Linked DNA regions of Homo sapiens: region 2 is linked to region 1. Evidence: read pairs that join two places in POLR2A ChIA-PET (ENCODE). Cell type or tissue: GM12878. All regions are shown on one strand. Each heading gives the region's core, and the rest is flanking DNA. Links, peaks and the distances in the headings are about the cores only.

Region 1 (5,380 bases), core at 68-5,067:
GCTGAGGTGGGCAGATCACAAGGTCAGGAGATCGAGACCATCCTGGCTAACACGGTGAAACCCCGTCTCTACTAAAAATACAAAAAATTAGCCAGGCGTGGTGGCGGGCGCCTATAGTCCCAGCTACTCAGGAGGCTGAGGCAGGAGAATGCTGTGAACCCGGGAGGCAGAGCTTGCATTGAGCTGAGATGGTGCCACTGCACTCCAGCCTGGGCAACAGAGCGAGGCTCCATCTCAAAAAAAAAACAGAAACAGAAACAATAATACATTCTCTCTCAAGGAGTTGTGAGGATGAAGTGACATCCTGCATATAAAACACTTGGTATAGGCTGGGCATGGTGGCTCATGCCTATAATTCCAGCACTTCGGAAGGCTGAGGCAGGAGGATAGCTTGAGGCCAGGATTTGGAAGATCAGCCTTGCAGCATAGCAAGACCATTTCTCTTTGGGGAAAAAAAAATTAGCTGGGCAGGGTGGCATGTGTCTGTAGTCCTAGCTACTTGGGAGACTAAGGCAGGAGGATCCCTCAAGCCTAGGAGGCTTCAGTGAGCTTTCATTATGCCACTGCACTCAGCCTGCACAACAGAACAAGACCGTATCTTTTTTTTTTTTTTTAAGACAGACTCTCGCTCTGTCACCCAGGCTGGAGTGCATTGGTGTGATCTCGGCTCACTGCAGCCTCCACCTCCTGGGTTCAAGCGATTCTCCTGCCTCAGCCTCCTGAGTAGCTGGGATTACAGGTGCCCGCCACCACACCTGGCTAATTTTTTGTATTTTTAGTAGAGATGGGGTTTTGCCATGTTGGCCAGGCTGGTCTTGAACTCCCGACCTCAGGTGATCCACCAGCCTCGGCTTCCCAGAGTGCTGGAATTACAGGCATGAGCCACTGTGCCTGGCCAAGACCCTGTCTCTTAAAAAAAAAACAAACACTTGATATAGTACCTGGCCTTTAACTAATATTTGTTAAATATTCCAACCTTCCCCCTTTTAAGTTGACTGTCATTTAGCTACTTTTTTTTGAGTCGGAGTCTTGCTCTGTCGCCCAGGCTGGAGTGCAGTGGCACGATCTTGGCTCACGGCAAGCTCCGCCTCCTGGGTTCACGCCATTCTCCTGCCTCAGCCTCCCAAGTAGCTGGGACTACAGGCGCCTGCCACCACGCCCAGCTAATTTTTTGTATTTTTAGTAGAGACGGGGTTTCACTGTGTTAGCCAGGATGGTCTCAATCTCCTGACCTCATGATCCTCCCGCCTCAGGTTCCCAAAGTGCTGGGATTACAGGCATGAGCCACCGAGCCCGGCCATTTACCTACATGTTTAAAAATCACTGTCGTGGCCGGGCGCGGTGGCTCACGCCTGTAATCCTGCCACTTTGGGAGGCTGAGGCAAGTGGATCACCTGAGGTCAGGAGTTCAAGATGAGCCTGGCCAACGTGGTAAAACCCTGTCTCTACTAAAAATACAAAAATTAGCAGGGCATGGTGGTGCACACCTGTAATCCCAGCTACTTGGGAGGCTGAGGCACGAGAATCACTTCAACCTGAGAGGCGGAGATTGCAGTGAGCTGAGATCGTGTCATTGCACTCCAGCCTGGGCGACAAGAGCGAAACTCCGTCCCCACCCCACTCCCCGCAAAAAAAAAAAAAAATTCTCTGTCTCCTAGATTTCCCTCCCACCCCTTTCCAGTCAGTCATCACCCCCAGCTAATCATTGCTCTGACTTCTACCACTATCAGTTTTGCTTGCCTTTGAACTTGATATTACTGGTATGCATTTTGGGGAGCTGTCAACTGGATTTCACATATGTAATGTCTATGAGATTTACCTGTGTTGTGGAAGGTATCAGTAGTTCATCCTTTTTTATTCCTTTTGTAGCATTCCAGTCTATGAGTATACCACAATTTATTTGCCTGTGGTCCTTTTGATGGATATTTGGGTCATTCGTAGTTTTTGGCCGTGGTGAATACGAGCTGTTACGAAAGCTGCCATTCTTTAAAACTAGTATTTGACATTGTTGTGCAGTTTCTAAGCAGTGCCCATTTATTGATTCTTACGTGTTTTCCAAATTTGTTAAATGATCTTGGTGACAAGGATCCCTCCCCACTGCCCAAGGCTTATAAACTGAGCCTCAGAGTTGCTGTTCTGCCTATTGGAAGAAGGCTGAATGCAAGGTGGGAGGAAGATGTGATGTGGGTGTGTCTAAAATTGGAGGTGCTAATGAAATACACTTGAGTGAGCAAAGATTCTTGTCGTATATTCAGATTCTATGATGTATGAGGCAGGACTTCAGCAGGGCCCAGATGAAAGCGTGTGAAATCATCACAGATTGGAGCGGGGCTGTGCCCCACAGTAGGTTCTCAAAAAAAAAAAAAAAGCATTGAAGAAATTTGCCAAAATGTCACAGAGACTGAATCAACATGTCTTTAACTTGATTGGAAAAGATTATCAGTAGGTTAAGAAGATAATCAAGCCAGGCGCAGTGGCTCACGCCTATAATCCCAGCACTTTGGAAGGCCAAGGTAGGTGGATCACGAGGTCAGGAGATTGAGACCATCCTGGCTAACACAGTGAAACTCCATCTCTACTGAAAATACAAAAAAATTAGCTGGGCGTGGTGGCAGGCGCCTGTAGTCCCAGTTATTTGGGAGGCTGAGGCAGGAGAATGTTGTGAACCCAGGAGGTGGAGCTTACAGTGAGCCAAGATCGCGCCACTGCACTCACTCCAGGGGGAGACTGTCAAAAAAAAAAAAAAAAAAGAAAATAATCATACTCCTTCACAGAGAAGACATGGTTAAAATCATTGGGATCCAACTTGAGGGTTTACCCCATTTCCATTGATAATTTTGATTTGATTTAGGCTAAAGTACTTCATTTTCCTGCCTTAGTTTCTCTACCTAAATGGGTTCTTTATTCCATGAACACCCTATTTCTACAAAACCAGGATTTGTGTTGATTTGTAGGTTGGTGATTCATAAACTTGAACACAATCACAGACAACTAGAGGACCTGTTAAGACACAAATTACCTGGCCCTATCCCGAGAACTTTGATTCAGTAGATGTGGGGTAGCCCTGAGAATTTGCATTTCTAACAGGTGGGGTGGTCCTGGTGCTGCTGGCCTGGGGACCACTGCTGGAAGTCCTTTTGTTTTTTTCTTTCTGAATATTGCCAATAAAGTGTTGGTAAAATCGTGGCCTTTTAGGTTAAAGACTTTTTCTAGGATGTGGAAGAGAAGTTTTTCACTTCAGAACCTTACAGAACAAAAATGGTGTGTTCTAAGACCTTGTGTTGGCTGAACGCAGTGGCTCACACCTGTAATCCCAGCACTTTGGGAGGCTGAGGCAGGCAGAGTGCTTGAGCTCAGGAGTTCGAGACCAGCCTGGGCAACATGGTGAAACCCCAACTCTACCAAAAAATACGAAAACTTAGCCAGGCCTGGTGGTGTGCACCTTTGGTCCCAGCTACTCCAGAGGCTGAGGTGGGAGGATCGCTTTAGCCCAGGAGGTCAAGGCTGCAGTGAGCCATGATTGCACCACTGCACTCCAGCCTGGGCAACATAGTGAGACCGTGTCTCAAAAAAAGAAAACAAGACCCTGCATTCTGTCCTCATGAAGGTTCGCATAGCTCAGTAATTCTAAGCAGCTCAGTCAGTAACATTGAAGACGATTTTAGCTAAAAAGGATGCCTTTTCTTGCCCTCATTGCTGTAGTTTTGGCCCTTAAGGTTTGAGCAAGAATTAAAAGTTTAAAATGTGGTTTAGTTTTTATTCTAACATTTGTGGAATATTCATTTTCCCCTTTTAAGTTAATGTATAACTTATAGTTTTTAACAAAAACACTAATCTTTTTTTATTTTATTTTATTTTTTTGAGATGGGAGTCTCGCTCTGTCACCAGGCTGGAGTGCAGTGGCGTGCGATCTTGGCTCATTGCAACCTCTGCCTCCCAGGTTCAAGTGATTCTCCTTCCTCAGCCTCCCGGGTAGCTGGGACTACAGGTGCGCGCCACCATGCCCGGCTAATTTTTATGTTTTTAGTAGAGACAGGGTTTCACCATGTTGGCCAGGATGGTCTCAATCTCTTGACCTCGTGATCCACCTGCCTCGGCCTCCCAAAGTGCTGGGATTACAGGCGTGAGCCACCACGCCCGGCCTCAAAAACACTAATCTTAAGTGTACAGTAGTAAGGTTTTACATGTATTTATGTAACTACCACACAGTAAGAAATATTACAGTGTGAAGACCCAAATAAGGTGGGGAATTAGTGATAGCTCCACCAGCAACCCTGTTTCCCCAGGAGCAAATGAGTACCATTCAGATAGGCACAGTTTTTCTGCATGCCTAGCTTAATCATAATTAAATTAATTTTTATGTTGCCTAATTCCAGAAGATTTCATCTTGTAATGGCTCAAGGTAGCCAAAAAGGAGAAGCAGGGTAGGGGTCGGGGTGCCTTATTTCTCTGGGTAAAACCTTACTTGATATTAAGAGATTTGTATAGGAAGATTTACTGGTATGTATTGATGCAGTGTTTGGCTGGAGTTGTCTGTAAAGTAATATAAGCACTTTCCCAAAACTAGAGTGATCCTGTGGAAGGTAGTTGACTTGTTAGTTCCTGTGGTTTTATTGGTATTACTGTCCTTTAAAAATCAGAAAGAAGGTAGGGCACAGCTGTTTACACCTGTAATCTCAACACTTCGGGAGGCCAAAAAGGTGAGAAGACTGCTTGAGGCTAGAAGTTTTTTTTTTTTTTGAGACGAGTCTCGAGTCTCGCTCTGTCACCCAGGCTGGAGTGCAATGGCGCAAGCTCCGCTCACTGCAAGCTCCGCCTCCGGGTTCACGCCATTCTCCTGCCTCAGCCTCGGAGTAGCTGGGACTACAGGTGCCCCCCACCACGCCCGGCTCATTTTTCGTATTTTTAGTAGAGACAGGGTTTCACCGTGTTAGCCAGGAAGATCTCGATCTCCTCACCTTGTGATCCACTTGCCTCGGCCTCGCAAAGTGGTGGGATTACAGGCGTTAGCCACTGTGCCCAGCCAGTTGTGTGGGTGTTTTGGGCTTGTTGTTTTTTGTTTTTTGTTTTTTGAGATAGAGTCTCACTTTGTCGCCCAGGCTGGAGTGCAGTGGCATGATCTCGGCTCACTGCAACCTCCATCTCTCTTGTTCAAGCAATTCTCTGCCTTAGCCTCCTGAGTAGCTGGGATTACAGGCGCCCACCACCGTGCCTGGCTAATTTTTGTATTTTTAGTAGAGACAGGGTTTCATCATCTTAGCCAGGCTGGTCTTGAACTCCTGACCTCGTGATCCACCTGCCTCGGCCTCCCTAAGTGCTGGGATTACATGCCTGAGCCACTGCGCCCGGCAGAGGCCGGGAGTTTAAGACCAGCCTTGGT
Region 2 (5,380 bases), core at 61-5,060, 130 kb after region 1:
AGTGAGCCGAGATCGTGCCACTGCACTCCAGCCTGGGCGACAGAGCAAGACTCTGTCTCAGAAAAAAAAAAAAAAAAATTTGGATGGGTATCCTAGGTATTTTTGTGTTAACCATTTATAAGTTTTAGTCTTTTAAAAAAAACACTAAATTAGATTATGTAGTTGAACAATATAAAGGCATACATTCATAAGTTCTTGTGTAAGATTTTGCCTTTATGGTTTTATTCTTATAGATTAATCTAGTTCTGGATCACCCAAGAAGATTAATGTTATATAGATGAAATCTATAGGTATGTTGTTTTTGGCCTAAAACAGACTTGTCCTTACCCAGACATTTTATAAAAATTGCTAACTGTGGCCAGGCGCGGAGGCTCACGCCTGTAATCCCAGCACTTTGGGAGGCCGAGGCTGGCTGGTCACGAGGTCAAGAGATCGAGACCATCCTGGCCAACATGGTGAAACCCTGTCTCTACTAAAAATACAAAAATTACCTGGGTGTGGTGGCACACCCCTGTAGTCCCAGCTACTTGGGAGGCTAAGGCAGGAGAATCACATGAACCCTGGAGACGGAGGTTGCAGTGAGCCGAGATCGTGCAACTGCACTCCAGCCTGGCCACAGTGAGACTCCGTCTTAAAAAAAAAAAATTGCTAACAAGATGCATGGGTTTGAATTGTATTTCCATGCTGTACACCTCTTTTCAGAGGTAAAGTATACCAACGGTTGTAAAAAACATGTAAAAGTGAAATGGCTGTTTTATATTTCTGCTTTTTTCTTTTCTCATGTAGTTTTTCCTGTTGTAACTTTCATAAATTATTTGGTAAATTGATTTGAATATGTCTTTCTATTGATGAAGCAATCCACATGCAGCTCCAAAAATTCATTTATTTAGCTTTCCCACCGTAAGACAGAAGGGTCTGGAATACACCTTTATTTAAGAAAGTTGCTAGCTAGACTAAGCTTTGTGGGGGCAAGAAGGAAAAAGAAAAAAATAAGGAAGTTGCTTAGTTTGATTTGTGGTCAGTACACTGAACTACAAAGATAGAGAGTCCCAGCCTGTTTTACTGTTTTGCTTCTTTAAAGTACTTGTAGTTCCTTATCTCCATGTGCATCATCAGGGAATTGTGCTGAGTCTGCTCATTTTTGGGGAAGAGAGGAGACAAGTCTGCAATATAGCCAGTGCCAATAACATTCTCCCAATATGCCACATAGAGGCACTAACAGCTGTGGGTTTGAGAACAATATTTGCGTTCATTTACTGTCTATTCTTTGCCACTTCTCCCAGGGGAGGTGTCAGCGTCTGAGTCCTGCACACCCTGTGTCAGCTTTCTCTTGCTCTTTTGATTGTTCCTGCCCAACACTGCCTCCCTCGCCTGTGGGAACACCTACTAGCTTATTTTGGCTGCTCATCACACGAGTGCTTAGCACTGTTGGCATATAATTATATATTATCTTCTTCTGGATTGTAGAATTCTGAGAGGGAAGAAAGCAGGTCTAACTGCCTTCTGCCACAAGTTGTTCCAAGGCTCCCCACCTTGTCCCTGTGCCCTCTACTAAGACTGCATTTGAAGTTACTTCTTCACTGGGGCTGGTGGGGTCTGGCTTCTCAGATACTATTCACCCTACAGGATCTACCGGCTGCCGTATCCTACTTCCCCTTTCTGTGTCACCTGAACACTTCAAAACCTAGACTGTACATACTGTTACGAATAGCTGATTTTTAAATACTTTATACATAATACATAAATTCATAGTATTTATGAATAGTAATGTTTGAGCACCATGTTAAACCTAACATCATGTTAACATAGTAGGCACTATTTATTGCCTGGCACAGAGTAAGCATTTCATAATGTTAGCAGCAAACTGCTGGGCTCTGTGTTGAGCATTTTGAATTCTTTAATTCATTTTATCCTGTTTACCTGATGAGGAATGAGAAATTAGAGTCCCCAAGACAAAATCTAGTTAAGATTGTATGGTAAGTGGCAGAACTGATCGGAACCTTCTAGAGTCCCTGTTCTTAGTCCCTATACTGCACTGCTCCTGGGACTATCACATGTAAATAGACTTCAGGGGTTTATTTTTGTTTTTTAAATATTAAGCTGAGATAAGTAGACATAAGAAATACATACTATTGGCCGGGCATGCTGGCTGATGCCTGTAATCCCAGCACTTTGAGAGGCCAAGGTGGATGGATCACTTGAGGCCAGGAGTTTGAGACCAACCTGGCCAACATGGTGAAACCCTGTCTCTACTAAAAATACAAAAAAATTAGCTGGGCATGGTGGTGCACACCTATAGTCCCGGCTACTCGGGAGGCTGAGGCATGAGAATCACATGAACCCGGGAGGCAGAGGTTGCAATGAGCTGAGATTGTGCCACTGCACTCCAGCCTGGGCGACTAAGCGAGATTCTGTCTCAAAAAAAAAAAAAAAAGAAAAGAAAAAGAAAAAAGAAATACATACTATGTATAGCTTATCTATGTCTCAATTGAGATGCTTTATAAAAGTGCACTCAATTCAATAAACTGGAATTAAAACTTGAGAAGTTGTGAAGATAGGTCAGGATGGGAAGTAGGTAGTTACAAGTTAGGAAGCATGTATGCAAGTCATGGGAAGTTTGTATCTAAATCTGAATGTGAAAAGGTTCACACGCCTCCCTCTGAGACCTATTTTTGTTTTCCTTCTAGGTTGTGCTTGTTCCCTTTATTTGAATTCTACTTATAAAAATGTGTCAAGGACTTTTAGGTTTTTTAGTTATCACATGACTAAACACTTTCAAAATCACTAATCAACCTTCTAGAGGTATGGAGATTGTTTTTAAAATTATAATTACTAAGGTATGCAAAAGTTTTTGGCAATTTAATAATTTTGTGTTGCGAATCGTCAACAGTCTTGACAAGATCTGTCCTTAGCCTCCAGGTGCACTTGGCTGCTGAGTGTAACACTCTGTAATTGTCCGAAGATGCCTAGAAACATGGTTTTCTCATTGTTAAGGCCAAAAGGAAGAGGGTCCTCTTTAAGTAACATTGCTTATTTTAATATGTATTGTTAAAAGATGGTCTTTATTCATTTATTTAGGGCATTATATGATTATTTGTTTTGTCTTATTTTCTGAGCTAAAATAATGCACTTATTAATTAGCTGGGCATGGTGACGCTTGCCTATAGTCCCAGCTACTTGGGAGGCTGAGGCAGGAGAATCGCATGAACCCAGGAGGCGGAGGTTGCAGTGAGCTGAGATCATGCCACTGTACTCTAGCCTGGGCGACAGAGCCAGAGTCCATCTCAAAAAACAAAAACAAAACAAAAAAACCCAAAAGAATGCACTTAGTGAACCCTTCCCTGTATATGGCCAGTATGTTGTATTATGCTGTATATTTCAGCACTCACTCCATTTCTCATTTGGAAAATATAAATGTGTTGCTGGTGGCAGAAACAGTCTCTTAGAGTTGCTGGGAGGCAGCCATATGGTTAACTTTTTTTTTTATGTTAACTAATCAGTTATTTCAAATTGCAAAAGTCAGCAATATGTTCTTGCATATTTATTTGTTTACTTATTTTTTATGTTTTTCAGACGAAGTCTCACTCTGTCACCCAGGCTGAGTGCAGTGGCACTGTTAGGGCTCACTGCAGCCTTGAACTCCCACTCTCAAGTGATCCTCCCACCTCAGCCTCAAGTGATCCTCCCACCTCAGCCTCCTGAGTAGCTGGGACTTCAGGTGTATATCACACCTGGCCTTTTTTTTTTTTGTAGACAGGGGTCTTGCTATGCTGCCCAGGCTGATCTCAAACTCTTGGACTCAAGCAATTCTCCTGCCTCAAATTCCCAAGCAGTGGGATTACAGGCATGAGCCACGGCGCCCAGCCTTTCTTACATATGTAAAAATACTAGGAAAGGGATCCTTTTATGGCAGAGGACTTGTATCACTAAGGTTTTTTTGTTTGTTTGTTTTGAGACAAGGTCTCTGTCGCCCAGGCTGGAGTACAGTGGCGCAATCATGGCTCACTGCCGCCTTGGCCTATCGGGTTCAAGTGATCCTCCTGAGTATGGGACCACAGGTGTATGCCACCACACCTGGCTATGTTTTTTTTTTTTTTTGTAGAGATGGAGTCACACTATGTTGTCCAGGCTGGTCTTGAATTCCGAGTTCAAGTGATCCTCTTGCCTTGGCCTCTTAAAAGTGTTGGGATTACAGGCGTGAGCCACTGTGGCCAGCCACTATGTTTTTTTTGTTTTGTTTTGTTTTGTTTTGTTTTTGACAGAGTCTCGCTCTGTTGCCAGGCTGGAGTGCAGTGGTGCAATCTCGGGTTACTGCAACCTCTGTCTCCCGGGTTCAAGCGATTCTCCTTCCTCAGCCTCCCAAGTAGCTGGGACTATAGGCGCGTGCCACCACACCCAGCTAATTTTTTTTTGTATTTTTAGTAGAGACGGGGTTTCACCATGTTGGCCAGGATGGTCTCGATCTGTTGACCTTGTGATCCACCCACCTCGGCCTCCCCAAGTGTTGGGATTACAGGCGTGAGCCACCGTGCCTGGTCTATGGTTTTTTTTGTTTTTTTTTTTTTTTTTTGAGACGGAGTCTCTCTCTGTTGCCCAGGCTGGAGTGCAATGGTGCCATCTCGGCTCACTGCAAGCTCCGCCTCCTGGATTCACGCCATTCTCCTGCCTCAGCCTCCCGAGTAGCTGGGACTACAGGCACCCGCCACCACGCCCGGCTAATTTTTTGTATTTTTTAGTAGAGACGGGATTTCACCGTGTTAGCCAGGATGGTCTCGATCTCCTGACCGCGTGATCCACCCGCCTCGGTCTCCCAAAGTGCTGGGATTACAGGCGTGAGCCACCACGCCCAGCCAGGCCTATGGCTTTTTTTTTTGAGACAGAGTTTCACTCTGTCGCCCAGGCTGGAGTGCAGTGGTGCGATCTCGGCCACTGCAACCTCCGCCTCCCAGGTCCACGCCATTCTGCCTCAGCCTCCCGAGTAGCTGGGACTACAGGCGCCCGCCACTGCGCCCAGCTAATTTTTTGCATTTTTAGTAGAGACAGGGTTTCACCATGGTCTCAATCTCCTGACCTCGTGATCCACCCACCTCGACCTCCCAAAGTGCTGGGATTACAGGCGTGAGCCACCGCGCCTGGCCTGTGGTTTTTAATTGTCCTGATTTCATGTTCTGTTTCTTTCTTAACAGAATCAGCTCCTATTTTTATTGATCACAGATGCTATATTCTTTTATATTTATTTTGTACTTATTAAAACAATTATTCATGATATGACCATAACCAGCAATAATCCATGAAATTATTGTGGCTTAATAAATGATGGCAATGAAGATTTCACTCCTGTGTAGCTCCTTCTGTCTGACTCTGTGTTAATAATTTTAGC

Evidence for each region. Peaks named below come from ENCODE experiments on the same cell type or tissue, not always from the same donor. Only the 100,000 strongest peaks of a DNase experiment are listed, where the experiment ranks them.
Region 2: POLR2A ChIA-PET joins it to region 1 with 7 read pairs; 2 of 35 experiments call an interaction of 5 or more read pairs at or near these places.

The regions. Positions count from the first base shown.
Region 1 is chr9:96,542,700-96,548,079 of GRCh38, reverse strand. The region is part of intron 5 of CDC14B (cell division cycle 14B); the gene reads left to right. Among named protein-coding and RNA genes, the nearest start is that of CDC14B, 74 kb to the left of the region's middle. In GM12878, for the core only: no CTCF peak of the experiment used is centred there; no DNase peak of the experiment used is centred there.
Region 2 is chr9:96,409,752-96,415,131 of GRCh38, reverse strand. All of the region lies in intron 1 of ZNF367 (zinc finger protein 367), which reads left to right. Among named protein-coding and RNA genes, the nearest start is that of ZNF367, 5.9 kb to the left of the region's middle. RefSeq lists enhancers at 1,324-1,453, 1,757-1,926. In GM12878, for the core only: a CTCF peak has its summit at 1,225; DNase peaks (open chromatin) are centred at 1,411 and 2,651; H3K4me3 peaks cover 1,098 bases; H3K27ac peaks cover 2,189 bases.